Regions from separate parts of the Mus musculus genome. Here regions 2 and 3 are each linked to region 1. Evidence: chromatin loops called from intact Hi-C (ENCODE). Cell type or tissue: heart. All regions are shown on one strand.

Region 1 (5,000 bases):
TCTCCACCCACTGCTATCCCTAGAAACACAGCTAAAATGCACTTGATGGATTCACAACTCAGTCCCCAAAGATGTGGCTTGTATCACTAGTTCAAGTAGCAACTGTTTCTCACTGTCTAGGGCTCTCTGTTCACTCTCCTTGCATCCCCTCCCTCAAATTTCATCTTGTGCTCAGAACACACACCTCACCTACCCCAGCCCAATGTTCTCTTGGAGGCCTGAGATAAGACCCCTCAAGAAAACAAAGTTCAGGCTGGGCAGTGGTGCACACGACTTTAATCCAGTACCTAGGAGGCAGAGGCAGGGGGATTTCTGAGTTTGAGGCCAGCCTGGTCTACAGAGTGAGTTCCAGGACAGCCAGGGACAAAGAAACCTTGTGTGTGTGTGTGTGGGGGGGGGGGGGGGGGGGAACCAAAAAAAAGAAAACAAAGTTCAATTTTTCCTTCTGTCTCTATCCCAGCCTTCACTGCTTTAAATATACTTAACATAAATACTTCAGCCATTTATTTGTTTAATTTTTAAGATCTGTCTATCTTGTTACTGGATCGTAGACTAATAGTTACTCTTAACAAGGTTTCATCTTGTTTAATGTATTCAAAAATGGCTCCTTCTTCTGAGTGGACCCTTACACCCTTTCAATATGAATGCCGTCTTATTCTTTGATCATCTAAATCAGAATCATTAGAAACTACTACCCCTTGTTTCACATATCTGTAAATGTGAAAGTACTCTTCTGCGTCTCCTGGGCAAAAAGTGGAAAGAGAAAGGGACAAAGTGCTCACGTGCAGAAGATTCTTTTGGATAAGTCTGCTCTGGTCAGCAACACAGTAAGTAAATATCTGACAATCCAGAGAAGCTACACACACACACAAAAAAAAAAAAAAAAAAAGGAAAAAGGAGGAGGAGGAAGAGGAAGAGGAAAGAAGAGGAGGAGGAAGAAGAGGAGGAGGAGGGAGAAAAGGAGGAAGAAGAAGAAGAAAAGGAGGAGGAGGGAGGGGAAAAGCCATCTTCTTTTGGGTTCCATCTTGTAAACCTCTGGATATATAAGATACTACAGGTCTTTTTGTGGTCTTATTAATTTGCCCCACTTCTAAGAAAAATCTTCAAGTTCACTCAGTAACAGCAAAGCTGAAGTCTTCCAGTTAGCAGTGTCAGAGGATAAACTTGAGGACAACACCTGCCTGGTATGATCTACATCTCACATGATTACAGTCTTCTGGCTCGAGCACAGCAACATTACTAAAGCAAGGGAGCTAGCTCTACTTTGCACAAGTGTGCTTAAACCACTGTTTCAACATTTTTCATCAATAAGATTTTTATGAAAATAAACATCAAACAACTTGTCATTTAAAAAGAAAAGTGACTTTTCCCTACCTACCTGTGAATTATTTATTTACTCCTTTCTACCACTCAACAAATTTTAAGTCAACAAAAATCTCCTGAAAAATGATGGAGGGAGAATACTCCCCTCTCATTTCTACATTAACATTCTCCTTTCATGACTGGATTTCAGGAGCACTTCAAACTGAAGCCGTGAAATCTAAGTTTTGTTTCAAAAGCAGAAATATTTTTAAATACACTTGTATAAAGTCACAGAGTTCCACAACTTGAACATCTGTATCTAGCGCCAATCTGCAGGCAGCAATGTAATTTGATTTGGACCCATTCATCAGAAACTGATTTTCAGATGCCGCTACAAGTACGTACTGGAAAAGTGCTAGCTGCGCTGAGCCGGCATTGTTCACAGCAGCATACGAGTTTATATTTCGAAGGAGAGCTTAAAAGGGGAAATACGAATAATTGGCAAGGTTATCAGAGCTGTCCAGAAGTACTCTGAATTACTGAATGAACAGGGAAGTCTTGGGTACCCGATCCGATCACCTAAGAAAGTTTGCACGGAAGCTATTTTGTGAGTTGGGGAAAAGATTTAAGATTATCTTGCTTTTCTCTTTCCCTGAAAGATTCAAAGTCCTTAATTTTTTAATTTTTCATCTCCAGTGTAAAACCATTCCAACCTCAAAGGCAGACTGGAGCCCAAATGGACTTTTAAAAGCCTGCTAGCTTCTTTTTAAGGTTACGTATGTAAATGAAAGACACCACAGCAACTTTGATGACAACTCGCACATGAGGTTTGGGGTTTTGGAGAAAAAAAAATACTAGGTGATCAAAAAAAAAAAAAAATCAAGACTTTCTAAATAACCACTAAGCGTTTTCCCAAGCAACACATTCCAAGAAACTTCTCCGTCGCAACTCGTCGCAACTAAGAAGGCAGCAGCTGTGTCCGCGACTGCACCGCCTAGAGTGGGGGGTCCGATCCTGAAAGCCCTCATTGCCTCTGGTCGCATTCTCTTACTCCAAACCTCCAAGGTCCCCTCCGCTGTCATCCCGGCCGGCCACGCGTGCGGACACTAGACCGCGCCCCCGCTTCACTTTTCCTCCCGACCAGGGAAGCGCATCCCAAGGCCCGGGACAGAGTCTCTGGCCACTGCGACCCTCAACCCCCTCCCTGCCCCGAACTCTGACAGCGAGCCTAGACCCAGCCTCACCTGTGTTGTCATTCGCGGAGAAGCCGGGCGAGCTGAGTTTGGCTCGTTTGGGGTTGGGCGGTCCGTCCAGCAAGTTCTCGGCCATCTTCACCTGCTCGCGGAAACAGCCCTGAGCGCGGGCGGCGCGACGCGGCCCGGACGGGGGTCGGGCCGGCGGCTGCGAGCAGGCGAGCCAGCGAGGAGCGAGCGCAGGAGCGCGGGCCGGGCCGCGGAGGGCGCAGGCCGGGTGGGGGAGGCGGCGGCCAAATCTCAGCCTCAGCAACAGCGCCCCGCAGCGCTCACCGCCCGCCCCCGGCCGCCGCCGCCGCCGGCCGCGGCCCCCTCATCCCCTGCCCGCCTCCCGAGCGCGACACTCCGCGGCCCGGGCACCCAAGCGGCCCGGCCGCCTCCGCGGGCCCGGCTGGCAGCGACGGCGCCCGGCCCCGCGGCTCAGGCGGCGCCCGGGAACATGGTGGTACCGCCGCCGCCTCGCCGCCACCCCCCCCCCCCGCGCGCCCCACTTAATGAATTCGCCCGCGGCCGGACGACCGGGGGGCTTTGGGCTCCGCCGCCCGCCCGCGGCCCGCCGCCGCCGTGAGGAAAAACAATGCGCCGAGCGGGGCCGCCGCCGCGCCGCGGCCCCCCCACCCCGTGCCGCCGCCGCCGCCGCCGCCGCCGCCGGGCTCCGGGAGGCCGAGACGAGAGGCGAGCGGGGCCGCCGGGGCGGGCGCCGAGGGCCGGGCGGAGCGGGCCGGCCAGGCGGAGCGGGGTGCGCGGGCGGTTGTGGGGCCCGGGACCGGCGGGGCCGAGTAGATCGCGCTCGAAGCCCCGGTCGGATCCGCGACAAGATGGCGGCTGTTGATTCCTCAATTAAAAAAAAAAAGAAAGTTTTTTTTCTTCTCTTTCCAGAGCCTGAACGGGGAGGGGGAGGGGGCGGGGCACGCTTGTACGTCACCCCCCCCGCGGCGTCACCACGCACGGCCCCCGCCCCGCCCCTCCACCTGCGCCGGCCGCGGCGGAAAGAGCCGAGCGCGCTCGGGTGGAAGGGTCGAAGGCACGGCGGCGATGCGTGAGGCGACGGGCTGCGGTGCTAGGCCCGGCCTGCGGGACGCCAAGTGCGCAGAGCAGACGGCCACTTTTGTTCTGACGCTGTCAGTAACGCGGCACGCGCGGGGAGGGCGCCCTGGGCTCGAGCCTAGACCCCCCCCCCCGCCAGGCTCGGAGTCAGCGCTGATCCGGGCCCAGCCCGTCCGGTCCCGCCCCGCCCCGGCAGCTCTGGCTCTTCGCAGCTCCTTGCTTGCGAGCCTCCAGGGTGACATCGGACTAAGAAGACGCCACCGCAACCTGCGCCTCTTCCCCGCGCCCTATGCTAGTAATGGCGAAGTGGCGCCTGCAGGTTACAGAGGGTCCTCGGGTCTGTGTGCAGATGGGGAAACTGAGGCAGGAAGGGGCAAAGCAACTTTCTCTAAGATCACTGAGGGAGAAAATGACAGGCCGAGAGTCCACCCCTTCCTTGTGCTTCCCAAGTTTGCAAGGGCACCGCAAGGCTCTTGAGCGCCCACTCCCAAGCCCAAAAACGATAGGGCCAGGTCCAATGTCCAACGCTGTCACCTGAAGGGAGAGGCTGTCAGCTCTACCTCCTGGATCTGAGATGGGCCCAGGTACCAAGACCAAGGGCTTCGATCTCCTAAGGGTACTCCTTACTTCGGACAACCACCCTGGCTTTGGCAGGTACCCAGAAAAATGTAGGATCACAGGGAGACCCTCTCACTTGGGTGTGCCACACACCTCCTCAAAAACTAAAGTTTTCCCATCTCTGTTAACACTCTCTCAAAACCTGCCAGCTTGACTCGGAAGTCCTTATCTTCCAGGTATCAGCAGCACCCCTATTTCCTAAGCGAGAAACCTGTGAGTCAGACCCCTCCTTCCCTCCCCATCCACCCACGATGCAGCTAGTCTCCCCCACATTCTTTACCTGAAGAATGAGCTCCTCCACCTTACACCGCAGCCACCTGCTGTGTTGTCCATCATGGTGCCTGCTGTCCTTTGACTGAGGCAACTTCTTACATAAACTTTTCTTGTGTTTCATGTTGTTCAGCACACAGCCACAAAACTACCTTTTGGGGGGGGGATCTCCCTTGGTGATCTTAGAGAAAGTTGCTTTGCCCCTTCCCGCCTCAGTTTCCCCATCTGCACACAGACCGGAGGACCTTGTGTAAACTGCAGGCACCACTTTGACATCACTAGTATAGCATGAAGGGACTAGGCGCAGGCCTACCTGCAACAAATGGCTCCTATACAAAGAACAAGAAAAACACTAAGAACATATATAAAATAGACAGACACATGCATATAACAGTGGTTGGGCCAGGATTGAGTGATGCACATTTATCTTAACTGTTCAAAACTTGTGCTTCCCACACCTGTTTCATCTCTCCCTTCTGTCCATCACTCTCTCCCCACCAGCATCCTACA
Region 2 (5,000 bases), 210 kb before region 1:
CTCAGGACTCCAGCTGTCACCTGATCAGCTTATGGGACAGTCAGCAGATGCTGCAAAATGATTGAAATAAGGAGAAAAAGGATATATATATCCTTGTACATTCAGGAGACAGAAAGGCCACCTTTTTTCTATTCTGAGTCCATAAGAGCTCTCTAAGCTGCCTGCAGAGAAAGGCTGGCTCTTACAGGCATGAATGTTTATTAGGGCAAACAGTATATTCTAGTTCAAAATCAAAACTGAATAATCTGGGTCTGGGGAAACAGCTTGGTGAGTAAGGGTAAGTGTGCTTACTGAAAAGGACAGGAACCTGAGTTTAGATAGCCAGCACCCATGTTTAAAAAAAAAACAAAACCAGGTGTGGAGGCACTATTGTAGCCCCAGTGCTGAGGATGGGAGGGGAGATAGAGACAGGAGTATTGTTGAACCTTGAAGGTTGGCCAGACTACTTGAAAATTTGCAAGCTCCTGAGAGACCCTGTCTCAAGAAAGCCAACAGTGATAAAATAGTATACCCAACATTCTCATCTGGCTAACAGATGAGAATACACACACACACACACTCTCACACCTCCCTATATAACCCAATGACAGAAATCTATTCATTCCAAATACATAGTGCAATAATCTTATAGACGTCTCCCCTACTCCTTCACATGGGCTCTTTCCCCCACCTCACTCCATGTTGTCACACATGGTTGCCACAGTGACACCTGTCACAGCTTATAATCATTTGCAGGGCATAACATTCATTGAAAGCTTATATGCCCAATGCTATGCTAATTGCTTTTCAAATCTTTAGCCCATTTAATCCTTACAGCAATACTATATAATACAATCTACTGTCAGCTTTTCCTTATGGTGAGGAATCAGCCACAAGCAGTGTAAGGAACCGTTCTGAAGTAGCAGGGCAGTGTGGCTCCAGGGTATCAGAGCCTATGTTTCTACTCACTCAATTATCTGTTAGTGAAGTTCAGCATATCAGTTAGATAGACATTTATTTACCTTGTATTTTCTTTGGGCTATCTGGTACCCAACTTATAACAAATGCTAGGCAACGATCTGTTGAATTCATAAACTGCAAAGAGTTTGATACAGGGGGAAGACAGTGAAGAGAAATGGTAGCAAGGAGAGGCCTGCAGTGACAGAGAGGTCAATTCAGTTCTCAGGGACCTGGAACGTTAGGCAAAAACAAACTGAATTTGATTGTGCTAGATGTGCAAATCTCTACGACACATTAGCGTTGAGTCCCCACATCTCTCCTGACAATCAAGTCATAAGTCTGTCCTCTCTGGGAGGTGCTCCACCAATATCTGCTGAACGACATAACGGATTCCACCAGGCTGCCAGCTTCCAGGTAGGGGAATCCTGCCTCCTCAGCATCCTACCTGCCTACCAGCTCCTAGCAGGAATTAAGGGAATGAATGGATTCGGGCAGGGTGGACCCTCCCGCCTACCCTTACGGGTGACCCACGGAAAAGGACTGGGCCTGCCTTGGGAAACGTCCTGACGGCCCTAAAACCAGACAGAAGGTTCTGATCGCTGGGCTGTCCCTACCTCCCTCCCGGCAGGCGCTGCCCCCGTCTACCCGGTGCAGCTCCTGTCACTCCACCGCGGACCGGTCAAGATCGGGCGTCCGGGGAAGGCTGACAAGACAGACGGCTTCAGGCCTCGCAGAAGAGGGGAAACCGCGGGAAGTGACAACCCCCACCACTACTCCCCCGCACCGGGACACTCTAGGCCGATGCCGAGCTCCTCCTACCTCCCGCGCTTCAGCCGCACCTTCTTAACGGAGAACCGCGCGGGGCTGCGCTTGCGCCCTGAGGCTTGCGAGCAGAGAATGACGAGTGCGCAGGCGCATGATCTGCGCGTGCGCAAGACTATGTACGTGGTCCGAGTTGGGGAAGCGGGATGAGGGTCGGCTTCCGGTCTCTCAAAGCAACTACAACGTTTCCGGGCAGTGTGAGGTCACACGAGCTAGCAGTGTAGTCTTGCTGGCTGCGCGGTGATAGCGCTCGCTCCATGAATTCTGTTAAGTGCTGAGGAGCTTCGGGGTGAGGGTACTGATGGTCGCGTTTAATGAAGTGTGGTAACGGGGAGTGGCTCGGCGATTAAGAGCAGTGGCTGCTTGTCCAGAGGTCCTGAGTTCAGTTCCCAGTTCACAACCATCTCTAACTGAGTCCCGTGGGTATCTGATGCCCCCTTCTGGTGTGTAAATGTACATGTAGACATATGCATAAATAAATGAGAAACCGTGTGGTGGCATCCCCTCATGGTATGTGTGTGGAAAAAGCATCAGGCACAGGCTTAGTGCCTGGCTAGTGCAGCCCTAAGGGCGGGAGGCCCCAGTGGGCTCATATTATGGGTTTCAGCGTCACCCGGAGGTCCTAGGTAGTAGCTGACTTCTAATCTCATGTTAAAAGAGCAAGAGGCAACACTCTAATCTAGGAGTCAGGAAGAAAATGACTAGTAAAGAGAGTGAGGACCTTGTACGATGACACAGTTGGGATCTGAGCGTTTGATGAGTCACAGAACACTGGGAACATTTGAAGGAGTAGATCTGGAAAGAAGACCACACTTTTGTATTCTTAGAGATATAAAGTAAGATATTGCTGTGGTTTGGGTTTTTTTTTTTTTTTTAAGCCAAGGATAAATTATAGGATGCAGTATGTTGAGGCCTGCCCACTCTGAGGCATCCCTTCCCCCTGAGGTACGGGTATAGTATATAATATAACAGGTATAATATAGAATAGAGTTTATTTGGGGGCATGGGAGGGGGAATTGAAAAAGGGTAGGTGAGGAGAGGAACAAGGAATCGAGGAGAGAGGCCAGCCAGGAATACATGGAGAAAGAGGGGAGAGGGGGGATAAAGGGATCAGGGAGAGAAGAGAGTCAGAGAGAGAGAAGGGGCAGAGAGATCAAGGAGGGGTTTGGTTTGGTTTGGTTTGGTTTGGTTTTTGGAGACAGGGTTTCTCTGTATAGCCCTGGCTGTCCTGGAACTCATTCTGTAGACCAGGCTGGCCTCAAACTCAGAAATCCACCTGCCTTTCCCTCCCAAGTACTGGGATTAAAGGAGTGTGCCACCACTGCCTGGCCAAACAGTCCCTTTTATAGCAAGCTAGTCCTACCTGGTATTGCCAGGTAACTGTTGGGCAGAGCCTAGAAGGAATGCCAACAATTGTGAAATCCTTTTAAAATATGTTTCGGGGCTGGTGAGATGGCTCAGTGGGTAAGAGCACCCGACTGCTCTTCTGAAGGTCCAGAGTTCAAATCCCAGCAACCACATGGTGGCTCACAACCATCTGTAACAAGATCTGACTCCCTCTTCTGGAGTGTCTGAAGACAGCTACAGTGTACTTACATATAATAATAAGTAAATCTTTTAAAATATATATATATGTTTCAATAGATCCTTATCCACAAGACTCTACAACTATCATCAATATCAAATTCTAGAAAACTTTATAGTCTCAAATAGAAACTTCTTGTTCTCATTAGCAGTCAGCCCTAGTCCCTCCCCACACCCCAGCCCCTTGGTAATCTTCTAAGTTTGTGTGTTTATATAAACAGGATCATAAAATTGTTTGGCTTGCATAAGTGAATATTTCATTTTTCCTATGGCTGAGTAATCTGTTGTAGCATACACTACATGTAAGAATGGTATCTGCTCTGGGGTGAAAGGGATGAAGGTTCCTTGCACCCAGAACTCCACAGTGTCCAAAAGGTCTTCTGGCAGATGTATCAGGAACAAATGGGGCTGCGGTGGAGAGAGCGCTTACATCAGAGCATCCTTGTTCAGATATAAGGAAAGAAGGTGTGCTAAGTAAAACATTTAAAAGGCAGAGTGAAAACGTAAGGATGAGGATAAGAGGGAAGAAAGGAAAGACCAAAGGAAGGAGCCAGAGTGTGAGGATAAGGGCCATGTCCTTGTTACTGAATTTTTGTCTGGTTCCTAGGTCTTTAGGCACCATCTGGAATAGTTGTAGCTGTTTGCGAGCCCCAAGAGACCAACCTAATGTAATCACATTAGGGTCTCTTTATTATAAACTCGAGTTTAGGCCTACTCACCACCATCCCTGCTGCTGATGCAGCAGGACAATGGTTTAGTGACGCCCCAAACCTTTGTACTGCCAAAAAACATTCATGAGCCTCAATTGACCAAGGAGCCGATTTCGATGCTACTGCATTGGGGTCTCTTTATTCAAGCTCAAGCTTGGGCTCCTGCCAACCCTGACAAGGCAGGAAGGTGGATCCCTGAGCCTAGTTTTAGGCAAGCATTTATAGAGGCTAGCAGTATCTAGCCCCGTACACATCTGATGGGGGTGGGGTACATTTTGGCCTTTAACATAATTGGCTGTGCTGGGAGCCAAACCATAAACTTTTGTCTTCCTCCTGATTGGTTGTGGTTAGGAAGTGAAGTACCAGGGGCAGGCTTGTAACCTGGGGGTGTAAATTTATTGGGGAATAATCTGGAAACTGGATGCAGGTTTTGTTAGGAGGTAGCCTGGAAGCTGGTGCTAGGTACCGACCCACCTGTTGGTTCACTTGAGTTCAACCTTAGGTCAGGTTCTCTAAGATGGAGTCTGAACCCAAAAGATTTGGTCTCTCACCTTCATTGGGATAGGAAGTGAGAGTAAGTGGGGTGGTGAGTGTCTAGTCTGGCAAGCATCTAATAAAATAACTATTGTAAGCAGACAGGTGGGTGTTCTGAAACAAGACTATGAACAATCATAAATGGTCTGAAAGTAAACATCTGAAACAATCAGACTGACCTTTGATTGGCTGTTGTTAGGAAGTAGTTAAGGAGTAACTCTGGGGTATGGGTCAAGGACAAGTCATGGGGTCCTTTCTGATACTTGGGTGTAACTTGGGTTTAGCTGTAGACCAACTTTTTAGGCTTTTTTTTTTTTTTTTGATGGAGTCTGATCTCAAGATAGAGTAGGTTTGGTCGCTCAGAACCATCTGGATCTATTGGTATGGAAGCAACACTGTTCTTAGAGGAGG
Region 3 (5,000 bases), 88 kb before region 1:
TCTCTTCTTAATCACTGCTAATTCCTTAGCTCCAGCTAACCAGCTTCAATTGTCCCAGTAGTTCTTTCCATTCTCTAGAGCCAGAGCCACATGGCTGAAGCTGTCGAGTTCTGCCGCTTGCAGGAACTAGAACATGACCCCCCTTGTACTATTAAATTATCACTGGCTTTATGTTTTCCAAATCCTTCACTGCCTAAGCTTGGCTATCCTGGACCTTGAACACAGAGATCAGCATGCCTGTCTCCTGGGATTAAAGGTGTATAACACCATGCCTGGATCTAAATTTAGCTGGGTAGGATCTTGCCCCAAGGTCCCACTCTCTTAATCTGTTATCTCCTAGAACATAGGATTTTGCTCAATTTCACTTCCTGGTACCCCTTTAATACTCAAACCATATATTTTATATTTTTCTTTTCTAAGCTTGCTATGCTTGTTCAAACTTCTCTTCATAAGACTTAACCAGAGAACAAAGTCTCTGCTGGGCTTTTTTGAAACTTCCTTTGTCAATGTAATTAATCTGAGTCTCTTCACCTTAGCCTCAGGCAAACTTTTCAGTCAGGGGCAAAAAGTAGCCACATTCTTCACCAAAATACCACAAAAACAGTCTTTATGCCACATTATGAAATTCTTCTCCTTTGAAATCTCTTGGGCCAGATCAACACAGTTCAAATCACTCCCAGCAACAAAGTCTTCTATATTCCTACTAGGATGACCCATTAAGCCACATATAAAGCATTCTACTGTGTTCCAAATCCAAAGTCCAAAAATCCACATTCTTTCAAAGAAAAGCATGGTCAGGCCTATCACAGCAATACCCCACTCCCAGTACCAACTTCTGTCTTAGTTAGGGTTTTACTGTTGTGAACAGACACCACGACCAAGGCAAGTTTTATAAAAACATTTAATTGGGGCTGGCTTACAGATTCAGAGGTTCAGTCCATTATCATCAAGGTGGGAGCATGGCAGTATCCAGCTCAAGGCATGGCACAGGCAGAGCTGAGAGTTCTACATCTTTATCCAAAGGCTGCTAGTGGAAGACTGATTTCCAGGCAACCAGGGTGAGGATCATATGCCCATACCCACAGTGACAAACCTATTCCAACGAGGCCACACCTCTAAATGGTGCCACTCCCTGGTCCAAGAATATACAAGCACCTTTCTTTACTATCTGGATAATGCTCCCATTTTATTTCACAACCTGGAGCAATACCCTACAGTTCAGGTCTTAGTGTGTCAAGAGCTGAAAATCTCACAAATGGCCCCAAGCCCTGAAGCCCAAATAACAACAGAACCTTGAATTGAGCCTTCTATGGTTTAGACAGCTATCACTACTCCAGGCAAGAATGGAGCTCTGTAGCCGGGTGTGGTGGCGCACACCTTTTGATTCCAGCACTCAGGAGGCAGAGGCAGGTGGATTTCTGAGTTCGAGGCCAGCCTGGTCTACAAAGTGAGTTCCAGGACAGCCAGGGCTACACAGAGAAACCCTGTCTCGAAAAACCAAAAAACCAAAACAAAAAAAAGAATGGAGCTCTACACATAGCCTCCTGTTGTTGAGACCCACTCACCATCTTCAATTCTGATGGCCTGGAGCAGCACTGTATCTTCTTGGTCCCCTACAAGTGCCTGCCACAAACTGGCTCACAGACTCCCCAGCTGAGTATTCAGAAAGGCCTTTTCCTTCCTAGAGTATGTTTCCTTTACATAATCTCCATTGTTTTGTCACCATTGTTTTGGTGGTGGGTTTGTATGTCAGTACAAAATCCTATTTCTGACCTCTTTAAAAAAAACTCTGCAATAATTTCCAAAATTTAATACAAGAGACTCACATTATTTGGTGGATTACATTTTCATCAGAAAGAGGAATAGAAAGAATACAAAAGGGAAAATAGGGGCTAGGTGGAGGGAGGACATGTTTGGTGCTGCTGAATGTTAAACTAAAATATGACTGACAATAAATAGTTAAATACCTTGAGAAACCTGCATGCGATTCACTGGCAAAGGCAGGGGCCCATCTATAAGGAGGAAAATGTAATTAAAAATAAATACACATACACACACACAAACACATTGAATCTAAAAGACACTTGCCAGCACACCCTTTTAAGATATCTCCCCTCTGCTGGGCAGTGGTGAGGGGAAGGTGGGCGGCGGCAGCGGCAGAGGATCTCTGAATTTGAAGCTAGCCTGGTCTACAGAGTGAGCTCCAGATTAGCCAGGGGTGCACAGAGAAATAAGCCTGTCTTGAAAAACTTGGGAGACACCAAAAAAGAAACAAAAATAAAAGATTCTTCCCATAAGGCAAGATCATACAAAGAGCTTTCAAAGTGCAGATTTTGGAGAACAGAACTCTGTAGTCTTAAAAATATACTCCAAAGACTAAAAGAGCACTAAGCAAACAAGCTAAGGACTGGAAGAGAGAAATGCAGTTCTTACTTGGAGGTCTTACAGACTGGGCTGGTGGAATCACAGGGGGCTGAGCCCCAGAAGCTGGTAAAGCTGGCTGGTTACCCAGGATGCCTTGCTTATGTAAACGTGACCTCCGCTTTTCTTCTAGTTCTTTTTGTATTTTATAGATTTTCTCTGCTAATAAATGATAGTATTCATCCTAAAAAGAAATAATAATTAATATTAAGGTACTGAAAAATATGAGAGCCCATCATTTAGTTTGCATGTTCTAACTAAAAAACTCACTTGTCACTCACGTTTTGCTGTTGGGAACTGAACTTGGCCATGATGCACTAAGCAGGTACTATACCACTGAGCACATTTTAAGTGCATTGACAAAGAGGTTTGACACATCTGATAAACCAAAATCCCACCCCCCCTGCTCTACCTAAATTCCCAGTGATACCAGCATACCCTTTAGTTTTCACTTTATTGAACTAGTGACTTTACTAGACATAACAAATTGAAGGTACAAACACTGCCTTTTTTTATTTTTTGCACAACTGAACTTTTTCTTTGGTATTCACTGACACTACCAATAATACAAGAATCCAGGCTGGCGAGATGGTTCAGTGGTTAAGAGCACTGACTGCTCTTCTGAAGGTCCCGAGTTCAAATCCCAGCAACCACATGATGGCTTACAACCATCCCTAATGAGATCTGACGCCCTCTTCTGGAGTGTCTGGAGACAGCTACAGTGTACTTACATATAATAAAATAAATAAAAATACAAGAATCTTAAAGAACACGCTCTGTGAAAAAAGATGTCCCAAAGATACACGTTGATTTTATAGATCTTCTGTACTCCTTCCTAAACTATGACACTTGTGCTTCACAAGAGAGGTGTCCAGGAATCTCATTCTTACTTGGACATGTCTCTGTTCAGGGTACTCAAGTTAGGAGTCTCCTAGACCATGCAGATTCTCCTAATTCTAGATAACTAACTAGACAAATACCATTTCCCACCTATAGCTTCAACAGCTGCTTAGCAACATACCCTGCTATTAGCAGACTCATACATGTCTCCCTCCACTTTCTTAGCATAGGCAACCAGGTTCTCCATGCGGCGATCTTTCAGAGCTGCAGGGTCTGGAGTTGGGAAGATGGCTTGAACGCTGAAAGAACAATGTATTCTATCAAATTGCTTTCAAGGTGGCACAAGGGAACTAAAAAAATAAAACCAGGAATGGCTAGCTACCTGTAGAGGCCCAAATCTCACTGTTCATTTCTTGTCATGGACATGGGAAACAATACTAACCTTGCATCTACACACCCAGACTCTATATACCAAACATAAATATGTGCTATGCCATTTTAAGAAACAGTATGATTCCAAATTGCTATTTAGAAACTATGCATTATAAAAACATCAAAGTAAGAAGAATCAATAGTTGATTAACTTCATTTCAACTCAGGACATATAGTATGAAAACATTACCTTTCTGTACATAAAATAACTGTCAAGCTATCTGTACTTACCAGACCAAAATTTCCCCAATTTTTAGGGAGCTCTATAACTAGTTTCAAGTCATTGAACATGGTTGAGCTCAAAACCAAAGAGGATGGCTTCAGGTCATATTTCTATGCTCTCTGATGCCACTACACAATGGGGACCAGAGTCCGAGAAAGTCAGCCTTCTTAGGTCTCTTAGCAGTGGGAATGGCTTTCTGAAACAAGCATGGACCCTGCACAGCTCTGAGCTGTTAAAATGTGGCTCAACATGCAGATAAAAAAACAACATCAAACATCTACACACCCACAAAGATTCAACAGTTTCCTCAGCCACAAAATGTGACTCTGGATCTCAAGGGTTACATACAGTTTATGGACTAGATGACTCCGTAGGTCCTGAGTCACATGTTCATGCCAGCCTTTTCGAACACCAGTGCTGGAAGGAGGCGCTGCTGTAGGTATCGTGCTGAGGCTTCCAATGTTACCAGAGTTTGAACCATCATTCATCAGTGGACTAAAGAAGAAATAAGGATACTTCAAGCAGCTACTCAAGTGAATCAAATGTACTCCACCTTCTTCAATCATATGACTTAAAAAGTTTAAGAGAAGCAAGTAATGTATATCCACCAAAATTCAAAGTGTTTCATTGGCTGTTTTACACTTATCACTTTAAAAAGAGAGGCTGAAGAGATAGCTCCACTGTTAAGAGTGCTTGTTTCTCCTTCAGAGGACCAGGCTTCAGATAGGAGTTACCTAAACTTTGGTCTTACTTGGTAGCCCCCAAGGAAGTTGGAAGAGCTGATTCTGAAATCAAGTTTGGTGGCTGTTGATCTGTTGTTATTCCTCCTGCTGGGATACTCATGGGGTTGTTTCCTTTAAAGACAAAGAAAAATGAAATTAATTCCTACACAATAAACACTTCAAGTTCCTGTAATAGGTGAAAAAGTGAGTATATAAAGAATAGCAGAACACAGTAGGACAGAAGCTCTGAAAGCTGTATTTCTCATTAGTGTAAGCTGTAGTCTCATTAGTCAGCCAAGTCCATCGTCAGCTCCTTCCCACTCTTACTCTACAGCCTAAAGAGAATATGCCCTGGAGGCTAC

Evidence for each region. Hi-C counts contacts between places; a loop is a spot of excess contacts. Peaks named below come from ENCODE experiments on the same cell type or tissue, not always from the same donor. Only the 100,000 strongest peaks of a DNase experiment are listed, where the experiment ranks them.
Region 2: a loop joins it to region 1, with 3.0 times the contacts of the local background. A loop is called at or near these places in 2 of 42 quality-filtered maps.
Region 3: a loop joins it to region 1, with 2.3 times the contacts of the local background. A loop is called at or near these places in 8 of 42 quality-filtered maps.

The regions. Positions count from the first base shown.
Region 1 is chr16:4,210,593-4,215,592 of GRCm38, forward strand. It overlaps Crebbp (CREB binding protein), which reads right to left and starts at 2,812. Exons shown (of 31, transcript NM_001025432.1): 1 at 2,547-2,812. The coding sequence starts at 2,631. In heart, a CTCF peak has its summit at 2,799; DNase peaks (open chromatin) are centred at 2,649, 3,669 and 4,449; H3K4me3 peaks cover 3,403 bases; H3K27ac peaks cover 2,145 bases; H3K27me3 peaks cover 625 bases.
Region 2 is chr16:4,001,974-4,006,973 of GRCm38, forward strand. It overlaps a transcript of Slx4 not described here. Among named protein-coding and RNA genes, the nearest start is that of Slx4, 2.8 kb to the left of the region's middle. In heart, a CTCF peak has its summit at 2,208 (motif pointing left); a DNase peak (open chromatin) is centred at 1,858; H3K4me3 peaks cover 1,988 bases; H3K27ac peaks cover 1,275 bases.
Region 3 is chr16:4,122,203-4,127,202 of GRCm38, forward strand. It overlaps Crebbp (CREB binding protein), which reads right to left. Exons shown (of 31, transcript NM_001025432.1): 7 at 4,668-4,770; 8 at 4,265-4,411; 9 at 3,443-3,560; 10 at 2,434-2,605; 11 at 1,968-2,012. Among named protein-coding and RNA genes, the nearest start is that of Trap1, 47 kb to the left of the region's middle. In heart, a CTCF peak has its summit at 3,117 (motif pointing left); no DNase peak of the experiment used is centred here.